Linked DNA regions of Homo sapiens: region 2 is linked to region 1. A link is a loop called in an ENCODE intact Hi-C map of the cell type or tissue named here. Cell type or tissue: IMR-90. All regions are shown on one strand. Region 1 overlaps MCC (MCC regulator of Wnt signaling pathway). Region 2 overlaps MCC (MCC regulator of Wnt signaling pathway).

The links. Peaks named below come from ENCODE experiments on the same cell type or tissue, not always from the same donor. Only the 100,000 strongest peaks of a DNase experiment are listed, where the experiment ranks them.
Region 2: it touches region 1 in a loop (1.9-fold over the local background); 2 of 110 quality-filtered maps call a loop at or near these places.

The regions. Positions count from the first base shown.
Region 1 is chr5:113,065,810-113,070,809 of GRCh38, reverse strand. It overlaps MCC (MCC regulator of Wnt signaling pathway), which reads left to right. Exons shown (of 19, transcript NM_001085377.2): 13 at 2,627-2,730. Among named protein-coding and RNA genes, the nearest start is that of DCP2, 92 kb to the right of the region's middle. RefSeq lists enhancers at 100-874, 875-1,651. In IMR-90, a CTCF peak has its summit at 3,056; DNase peaks (open chromatin) are centred at 2,049 and 2,909; H3K27ac peaks cover 1,054 bases.
Region 2 is chr5:113,268,672-113,273,671 of GRCh38, reverse strand. The region is part of intron 3 of MCC (MCC regulator of Wnt signaling pathway); the gene reads left to right. Among named protein-coding and RNA genes, the nearest start is that of TSSK1B, 160 kb to the left of the region's middle. In IMR-90, no CTCF peak of the experiment used is centred here; a DNase peak (open chromatin) is centred at 2,471.

The sequences.
Region 1 (5,000 bases):
CTTTATTCATGTTCATATGTAATTTACATTGTTATAAATCTAGTGCATTCTAGTTCTTCATTTTGTTGTAGTCTTAAAATGTTGCTTTTAATAGTCTCTATTCTGAATGGCTGTAACCCCTCCAACAAGTTTTTATATTGTTAATTTATTCACTTTTCTAAAAGACATTTAGACTTTTGATATTAAAAATAATTCTATGATGAATAATTTAATGCAGATAAGATCTTCATTCTTTTGAATATTTTCCTCTGGATAAAATCCCAAAGCAGGAATTGTAGGTCAAAGGATATGAATATTTTCCTGGTCTTCAGGCATGCTGCTGATTTTTTGTCATGAAAACAAGTCAATTTAAATAACTACAGTTCACTCATTGGTGAGCAAGTGGTAATTTGAATGGGCCACTTTTTTTTTTCTGCCTCATCACTTTGAAATTTATCTGTTTTTAAATTACTGCTTGTTTAAAGCTGCAAAACTATGCCTTATTATTATCATCATAGGTTTCTTTTATTAGTGTTACCACTTAAGTGTATTTGCCAAGGCCTCAGAGTAGTTGACTGTATCGTACACTTAGCATCCTCTAAAAAGTTCGGTATTGTTTAAGAAACATTCTTGTTTATTCAGGAAATTATCAAAGCAAAATGAATGAGACCAAAGCTAGAGAGCAATCATTCTGGTTTACAGACAGCAAAGCAAGCAGATAATCCATCTGTGATAACCGTTGAAGCTGGTTGCTGTCCACCCACAATCTGCCTTTGAGCAGAAAGGTCTTTCTCCACATTAGTACAACCTCATGGATAAGGAAATGTCCTCACATCTCTGGAATATGAACTGCCTTTGAAACGAGGAGCTGGTATCACCTAGGGCTAGCATTTCAGCCCTTTGTCTTAACTCTTAGTAAAGGACAATGAAAATAAAGTCAATTGACGCTGGGCGCGGTGGCTCACGCCTGGAATCCCAGCATTTTAGGAGGCCGAGGCGGGCGGATCACGAGGTCAGGAGATCAAGATCATCCTGGCTAACACAGTGAAACCCCGTCGCTACTAAAAATACAAAAAAAAAAGTTAGCCAGGCATGGTGGTGGACGCCTGTAGTCCCAGCTACTCAGGAGGCTGAGGCGGGAGGCTGAGGCAGGATAATGGCGTGAACCTGGGAGGCGGAGCTTGCAGTGAGCTGAGATCGTGCCACTGCACTCCAGCCTGGGCGACAGAGCGAGACTCCGTCTCAAAGAAAAAAAAGAAAGGCAATCAAAGGAAATTGTCTGTTGACTAAATGAAGCAACATATCCCCTGTTCAGCTTGAAGAAGCTAGACAGTTACTTTCTTAAAGAGGAAATGTTCCTACTGCAGGCATATTATCTGGGACCCTGAGGATGCTGTACACATGTTCCACCTCCTCTTGTGTGGACGTGGGCCACGTGGGTCTCACGCTACAGGAAAGGGACTGTTGTTTGATATTTTACCTTGTTTGCCCAATGAATGTTGGGCACAAAGAAGAGTGACTATGTTTCCTCCTCCTAGAAATCCAAACTCAAACTCTTGTCAGAGCTTTTGTGAAGGCCTAAGAATGTTTCATGAGACATTTTAAGCACTTAGTTTTATGAGAATCTAATAGAACTTTTCTGTGATGGTGGAACTGTTCTCTACATGCACTGCCCAATATGGTAACCACTGGCCATGTATGGCTATTGAACATATGAAGTATGGCTACTGCAATGGAGGAATGGACTTTTTCATTTTATTTAACTCAGAATATTTTCAATTTAAGTAGCTATTTGTGGCTAGTAGATACTATATTGAATAGTGCAGGTCTAGGTCAAAATCATCTCCTTGTGGGATGTTATATCAGCTACCTATTGTTGTATGACTAATCACTTACTGCATCACAGTTTCAAGGATCAGGAACCTGGGGGTGGCTTAGTAGGTGGTTCTGGTTCAGGGTCTCTTGTGAGATTCTGGTCAAGCTGTCAGCCAGGGCTGTATCATCTGAGACCTCAGTGGGGGATTGGAGGATCTGCTCTAAGAAGGCTCACTCACCTGGCTGTTGGCTGGAGGCCTTAGTCATTACTCACCATGTGGACCTCTCCATAGGGCTGCCTGAGAATCTTGAAGACACGACAGCTGGCCTGCTCCGGGGAGGATGGTCCAAGATAGTGAAGTGAGAGAGAGTGACCAAGATGGAAGTCAGGGTTTTTTAGTAAGCTAATTTTGGAAATGACCTACTGTCACTTCTGTCACACAGACCAACCCTGGTACAGTGCAGATGGGGGACAGCACAAGGGTGTGGACACCAGGGTGCCGGCTCAGCGGGACTACCTGGAGTGGCCTACCACAAGGGAATCACATGGTCCTTTCAGGTGGTCACTGAAGGGACGACACATTTGCCTCTCCCACCTTTATTGTTTCTCTTGTATTTTTCCAGAACCAAGTTAAAGGTTTAAAAATAAAAAGGCCAAATGAAAGAGCAAGCCACTGGCCCTGCCCTGGGAATATTCATGGGTGGTTTCCTTGCCTGTGTGGAGAGTGAGGCCGAGACAGCACCTGAGCTGCCTCCTGCACAGAAACCGGCGCCACATTGAAGGTGTCCGCTGTTCTCTGCAAGGGCTGAGGCCCCATGTGCTTTGTTTCAGCGAGCAGTGCATCGAAGCCTACGAACTCCTCCTGGCGCTGGCAGAGAGTGAGCAGAGCCTCATCCTGGGGCAGTTCCGAGCGGCGGGCGTGGGGTCCTCCCCTGGTAAGTGTCTCCAGAGTCCCTCTTCCTCCTCTTGTCTCCCTGCCTCCTTTGCTTCTGCCCCTGTCTCAGCAACTGGCATTGAATCATCTCCCGACAACACAAAATTTGGTTGTCAAGTGTGTTTTTCGTTTTTCCTCATGACTGAATGGGTAAATTGTTTATGTTGAATGCAGCAAGAACTGGAGTGGAAACAGAATAACAGACAAGTTAAAACAAACAAGACTTCTTAGGAGCTGCATTCTCCTGGGCTGACAGTGGGGCCAGATGGAGCTGAGGCCGCATCAGCGATGAAAGGGGCCAGCGTTTCTGCAGCTGTCTCTCTGATGCCTGTTGTCAAGGCACATGCTGCCGCCACATGGCCTTCACTTCATCTCGTTCCATTGGCTGAGCTTCTCCAAGTTTACCTCTTTGAGTAGTAGTTGTTTTTTTTGTTTGTTTGTTTTGAGATGGAGTTTTGCTCTTGTTGCCCAGGCTGGAGTGCAATGGTGCAATCTTGGCTCACTGCAACCTCCACCTCCTAGGTTCAAGCATCCTCCTGCCTCAGCCTCCCAAGTAGCTGGGATTACAGGCACATGCCACCACGCCTGGCTAATTTTGTATTTTTAGTGGAGACAGTTTCACCATGTTGGTCAGCCTGGTCTTGAACTCCTGACCTCAGGTGATCCACCTGCCTCAAAGTGCTGGGATTACATGCGTGAGCCACTGCGCCCGGCTTTTGAGTAGTTTTGAAACATGGGTTTCCCCTGCCAGGTCTCCAGGTGTCTTACGAACAAAGAAGAAGTAGTTTCACCCCCTGCTCTTGTCAGCATCACAGAATGCTCGCCCACCTCGCTTTCCTGTGCCTGTCCTTCCCCCAGCCCGGGGATCCTGTGCCCTGTTGGCCTGACCTGTACCTCGAGATCTGCACTGCCTGCTCACTTCTGTCCCTCAATTTTGAGTAAGGTGGAAGGAGTATCTAATTGGACACAAGCATGTCATTCTAGGAAGCGGCAGCATTTGCTAAAACGTGGCCAGTGATTGTGGCTCCGAGCCTGCAGTGATGTGGGGAGGACTGCAGTAGAAACAGTGCTAAGAGGAAAGAGAGACCCAAGGAGAAAGGTGGCCGTCTCTCCATGCAGAACTAAGCCCCGGACACCCCCTTAGCCTTCGGAGAGGCAATAGCAAGTAAACAGAAAGCCAAGGTGACCAGGTCTCTCCAGAGCCAAAGATGGATGGTGTGGGCAGGCCAGGCATTCCCATGTGTGGTAGCCAGGCCTCTGTCATGGACTGGATTTCTGCTGTGAGCTTCCATTAGGACTTGTCCATCCAGGACACACCCTTCAAAGAAAGTCACCATCCAGGCACCTTCTGAATGCACCTTCCTGTCCTTCTTCCCCGCTCCTCCCCCTTTGTCTGGGGGCTCACTTTTGCACTGAACACTCACATGTGTTTCCTCCTTCAGTTTCGACTTGCACAGGAATCTGAAGCAAAAGTGAAGGAAGGAAGGTATCCTGGGTGTTAATTTCCTGCTTCATATCCAAGTAATCCAACAAAGGAGCACACCTTCATTTGTATGGAGAGTGATGCTCTGATCCTCCCTCTGGTTTTTTTTAAATAGTATTACCAGCCCAGCCCAGAAGTAGAAACTCTGCCAGCATTTCCATTAGAAACCTCATTTTTCAGGGTCTTTTAACTGAACCATAAAACTTTATTTCTCATATGAAACAGATCCTAAAATGATCTTGGCCTGCTGTCAGGATTTTTTTAAATTAATATACGTATTAAGAAAAATGATAAATTAAAGGAAAAAGTCAATCGTATTTCCAGTTGGTTATCAGCGGAGTGTCTTAACCTGTTCAGGCCTCACAAGGTACCTTTCATTAGGCATGTACCTACTCAGTGCAGTTATTTGGTGTAGGAGCTGAAAGAGCTTAAATAAATCTGCCTTTTAAATATTCAAAATCAATAATGAAATGCTTTGTATTTACCTAATACTGGGAAGTTCATGTATACATTTATAATATGAGCCAGTAAGTAATGTCATGCCTAATTCCAAATAGCAGTCAGTGGTGAGATGTATGTAAAATGTCTTATTTGTGGAGAGAAGAGAGGCATGAAGTTTGTCAGAGAAATGACAGGAGGGAGTTCCAGGGATTTTTGGCCTGCAGAATGGGTCCACCCCATTTCCTGCCCACTCTCCATAGTACTGAGGGCAGGCTTGATTTTTAGCAGTTCCCCATTAAGCCTCGCCCTTGCATTCCGCTGACAGGAGTGGCTGGCCCATCATACTG
Region 2 (5,000 bases), 200 kb before region 1:
CCTACTTTAACCCCTCTTTCCTAACAGTTGTATTGCATTTAGTCTCTACACACACACATCTAAATTCTTTAAAATGTGGCCTGATCCTGTTTCTCATGTTTTGCTTCCCCTACAAGTTTGTATGTATGTTCAGTGGCTGGGAGTGTCTGCTACTTTATGTCCTATTAGATTTCTGTGTCATACTTAACCCAATACCAAAAAAGTCAAAGACCCAAGTGAGAAAGACCCTGCAATGTTGTAGGCATAACTCAGAATGAAGTATACAATCCCTGATTTCCAGCTTTATATCAACTTTCCTAAGATCTCATTGCTGATCCACAGTACATTCCCTGGGGGCAGTTCTTAGAAAACCCTGAGCAAGTGGGAAACCTCTGACCCCCTTTAGAATATTTTGTTAGAAAAGGGAAAGGACACATACTCATGGCATTCCTTCTGTAACTGGTAATGAATGAATTTTCTGCTTTGGAGGAAACTTTGCTTTTGTCTTTCTATTCCAAAAGTTTGTTCATTGTCACCTTCAGCCCCTCAGTACTGTTCTGATAAATACAGATTAAGATATTCTTTTATTTTTCTTTCTAGTATTATTGAACTAATAGTTCTCTCTCCTTAGTTCATTAATGTTTTCACAATAGTGAAATAGTAATAAGTAACAGTAACTTCTTTAAACTCTTTCTTGTCCCATTTCTACAATCTCTGGTTGCTGGCAGCCCCAAGAAACAGCAGCTATTTAGTCAACATTATTACGTTTTTGTGATTCTGTGCTGCCTACCCACGTGATAATCAGTGGTTATATTTGCTTGCCATTGAAAATTTAAATGACTGAAGGACAGCAAAGTAAAGGGAACCTTGCCAGATACGATAGCAGAGTAATGTCCCATAATTCGTTTCCTTGCAATCCAAGCATTATCATATTCATTTTTAAAAGAATAATTACTGTATTTTGTTGAAAGAATGGGCTCATAAATTCCAAGAACCTAATTATGTTTTGTTACTGGTGTTGCTAGAATTCTGATGAGCTTATTCCTGTTTCTAGGTTAGCTGTTGGAAGCGGAAACATATCCTAACATGGACAAGTGTATCCTGATAATTAGAAATTACTGAGAAAGAAATAATGATATTTTATCATTAAAAGAATTTTCTATCACTTGGTTATGCTAAAATGAGCACAGTAGAGCCCAATTTTAAATTGAAGAAGGAAATTAAATTGCTTATTTTTTTATTTAGATCTGTCAGGGAAAGAGAGAAGAATTAAAGGAGAGCCTATCAACCTGATTATACTTGCAGGCTCCTCTGAGATTAAAAGAAAAAATTCATAGTATTTATTCAGATGAGTGGTATTTGAAAATCACCAGCAGAACAAATACGGCCATTCCACTAGACTTACAATATTAGAGATAATAATTGTGGCTCATAGTTGAGTGCTTCCTGTGTGCCTGACATGATGAGGAACTTGAGACAGAGAAGTTAAATAACTTGCCTGGACTCCCACAGTAAGTGGCAAAACCTCAGATAATTAAACCTTACCCATTTCCCTTTTGGTGCAAGCAAAATCCAGAAAAAGATAATATATAAACAAGCTAAAGCTAAACAATCTCCAATTTTTAATGCAGAGAATTGAGTTTAAAGTAACTATATTTAAGTTAATCAGTTATCTTTGATTATGCAAATATTCTTACTTGTTTGAGTCTCTGTTAAGGATGGTCAACTGTCTCAGTTCATTTTGTGCTCCTAGAGCAGAATGCCACAGACTGAGTAATTTATTAATAGGAATTTATTTGGCTCATTGTTGTAGAAGTTGAGATGTTCAAGATTGAGGGACTGTCATCTGTCAGGGGCCTTCTTGCTGCTTCATAACATCATGGACAGCATCACATGGCAAGAGGGGAATGGGGGACAGACTCATCCTTTTCTGAGGAACCTACTCCCCTGATAAATGTCATTAATCCATTTGTAAGGGCAGAGCCCTTATGGCCTAATTACCTCTTAAAACTTTCCACCTCTTAACACTATTGTGCTGGGGATTAAGTTTTCCCCAGGACACATTCCCAATGTGGGGAACACATTCAAACCATAGCACCAACTATTTCTGTTTGCCCAGGAATTTCAGTGCAAAAACTATGCTAGTCCTGGCAATCCTGGATGGTTACTCCCTTTATTTCAGATCTTGATATCAGGTTTTCTTTGAAATTTCACACTAGGAAATTCTTTACTAAAGTAAGGATGACTGATCATAAGGAACCTTCTTCTTTTTCTTCATTATAAGTAGGCCTCTTGTCTATGGGTTTCATCTGTTTTCTGGTTCCAGACTTGAGCCAAGGGATCCTCACTGTGTACACAATGCTTAATCCTTACCCAACCATTTGTGAATCTAGTGTTCTAGGTAGGTGGTAGAAGAGATGACTGTGCCATTGTTAATGATGGGAAACTGAGTCAAGGAAAAGCAAGACATTTCTTAAGCGCATAGGAATCCACAGGCAGCTGAGTCAGCTGCATTATATCCTTGCAATTCTGTGCTTAGAAATGTAAACAAAGGCCTCTTAGATAAGTATATTTCCTGCTATTGTCTTAACATGAACATACTTGCTCACTAAGGGTCCCATTTTGAGTGATACAGCTGTAATCAATGGCGTGGTTAAATGCTTAATCTAGGTAAATTGATAGAAAAATGAAGCAAATATTTTTATCCTTGTCTTAGCAAAATGTTAAATTTCCCCAAGGAGAGATTGAATTATGTCAGCTTTTTGTTTGTATATATATATATTTTTTGCAGGGCAATTTAAGAGGTAAAGTGAAGCAGTTATCTTTCTGTCAAAGGCTTTTCTTAGCACCAGTGTTGGTAGTGTGTGGGCCCTTTGATTTAAAAAGCACGGATCTATGAATTACCTGGAAGGTAACATGCATGGAAGTTAGGGATATAGCTCAGGTCACATGGAATTTGGCATTGGAATTTTTGTTTCTCAACTTTCTAAGTGGAAAAGTTATCTTATTCTTTGCTTCATCTAGTATGCTAAAAAAGTTAAATGGGCCTCACATCAGAAAACATGAAGCATTTCTGTGTCCCATTGTGTGGGATACAGGGAGTTAGGTAGGGAATGCAGTGGGTGCAAAGGGGACGACACATTGTTATCTTGGGTACCTAGGTTTTTTATTCTAAAGGACGTTAGCCCTTGGGGACTAGGCTGAGTGCTTTATTTTTCTTTATTTTGTATGGTTCTCTTTTTTCCTAAAAACTTGAATGAATTTGATGTGTGCCCCAGTAAACTTTGGAATTCTATCAGTGAAAGGCTTAGTCCAGCCACCGAAGTCAGCACAGGTACATGGGCATTCCCCCACATTCTGTTGCACGCTTTAGTGAATATAGCCCATGTTTGGACACCCTGGCGTGGATGACCTAAAGATGAACAGCCGTATTATTCATTACTGACTTAGAACTATTACATTCCTAACCACCTAAGAAAGGTTAAGTTGAAAATGCTAAAGAAGGAATCTTTGTCTCGAATAAGTCATAAACATTTTTCCTAGTCCAAAAGTGGTAAAAGAGTTAGATCTAGATCTACCTCCTGTAGGTACCCTTTTCTTTAGCATCCTACACCCTGTTGTAAATGAAAGAAAGTAATGTTAAACAGTTCAGCTCTTCCCACCTCTTTCCCTGAAACATTTTCTTATTCTCTCTTCCTTCTTTGGGAAAGTTTACAGTTAAGCTTCTTGTATTATGTCCGTTTCAAAATTGCAGAAATGTAATTATACTTTAGAAAAAATATGCAGTTATGTTGGGTGCTGAACTCAGTGTACTCTGTTGCCTTATCTCTGAATGAAATCTTGCAGTGGTGAGAGAAAAATAAAAGCAGTCTGTCAGTGGGGTTTTCGCTGTCACCCTTCTAGTAATCATCTTTATTGCCATTTGTTTCCCCTGATTGCTGCTCTGACATTTCCATGAACATTACCAAGGGCAGCTGAACTAGGTAAATTAGGCCCTTTCTGACCAAATAAAAAACTATTGACATTTTGGCAGTGCTAAACTCATTAACAGTATTAACCAGGAGTCCTGCTTTTAGCAAAGCTCCATCCTGAGCATGTGACTGTAGGTTGGGGAAGATAAAGACCTTACAGCTCCTAATTAGCAAGTGTAATAATGGCAAACAGTTTGTGGGAGAGTCTGAATAACATTAATCAGATTTAGAAGGCTACCACAATTTAATCATTTGTTTTGGTGTCACCTTGGGGGAGATAAAACCCACATTATTCTAGAGATATGAAGGAAGTGTTTTTTTGATGTGTCCTCATTGCAGTAGCTTAATTCAAGAGACAGGAATTTAGCCACATAAGCATTCTTTATCAGTTAAGGTATCATTGAAAAAGGTATCATTGAAAAAGAGTTCATTGGCCTCTGGTTCCCTGCAGTAGAGTCTGTTGAAGTCAAAAGGCCCAGTCCCCACCTGGAGAGAGATTGCGGGGCCCTGACGCCAGGGAGGGAACTTGCCTGCTGGTGTTCCATGGGTTTGGTAAGCAGAGAATTATTCTGCCTTGTCTCCCTCCAGGTTGCAAGGCTGGTCTGACTTTTATTTCCTTCATCCCTGTCTTCTCCATCAAATATTCACCCACCCATCTGTTTGTGCTGCTGCCTTCTTAGTTTCTAACTTTTGCTGCCATTCTTCTTTTGTTCCTTTGATACCTTTTGCTTCTCTACTGCATTCTCACCTTTAAGAAAAAAAAGCCTAGCTTTTATAGATAACATCAGTCACCGTTAATATTCCTGTCGTGTGTCCTGCACTAACCAGTCAGGATACCATTGAGTAAAACTGTTGGCTCCTCCAAGGTGGTGTGTTTTAGCTAATGTGTTTTTCCCCTTAAACTCAGTGCTTGGACATTCTAGATGCTTGTTAAAACTAGTTCCCAGGTAACCAAAGATTTACTAAGGGATGATTTTAAAGAAATCCACCTCCCAAACTAAAAAAATTTTTGTTTTGCCAGCAGCTTCTGCGGTGTTAAATTAGATAGTA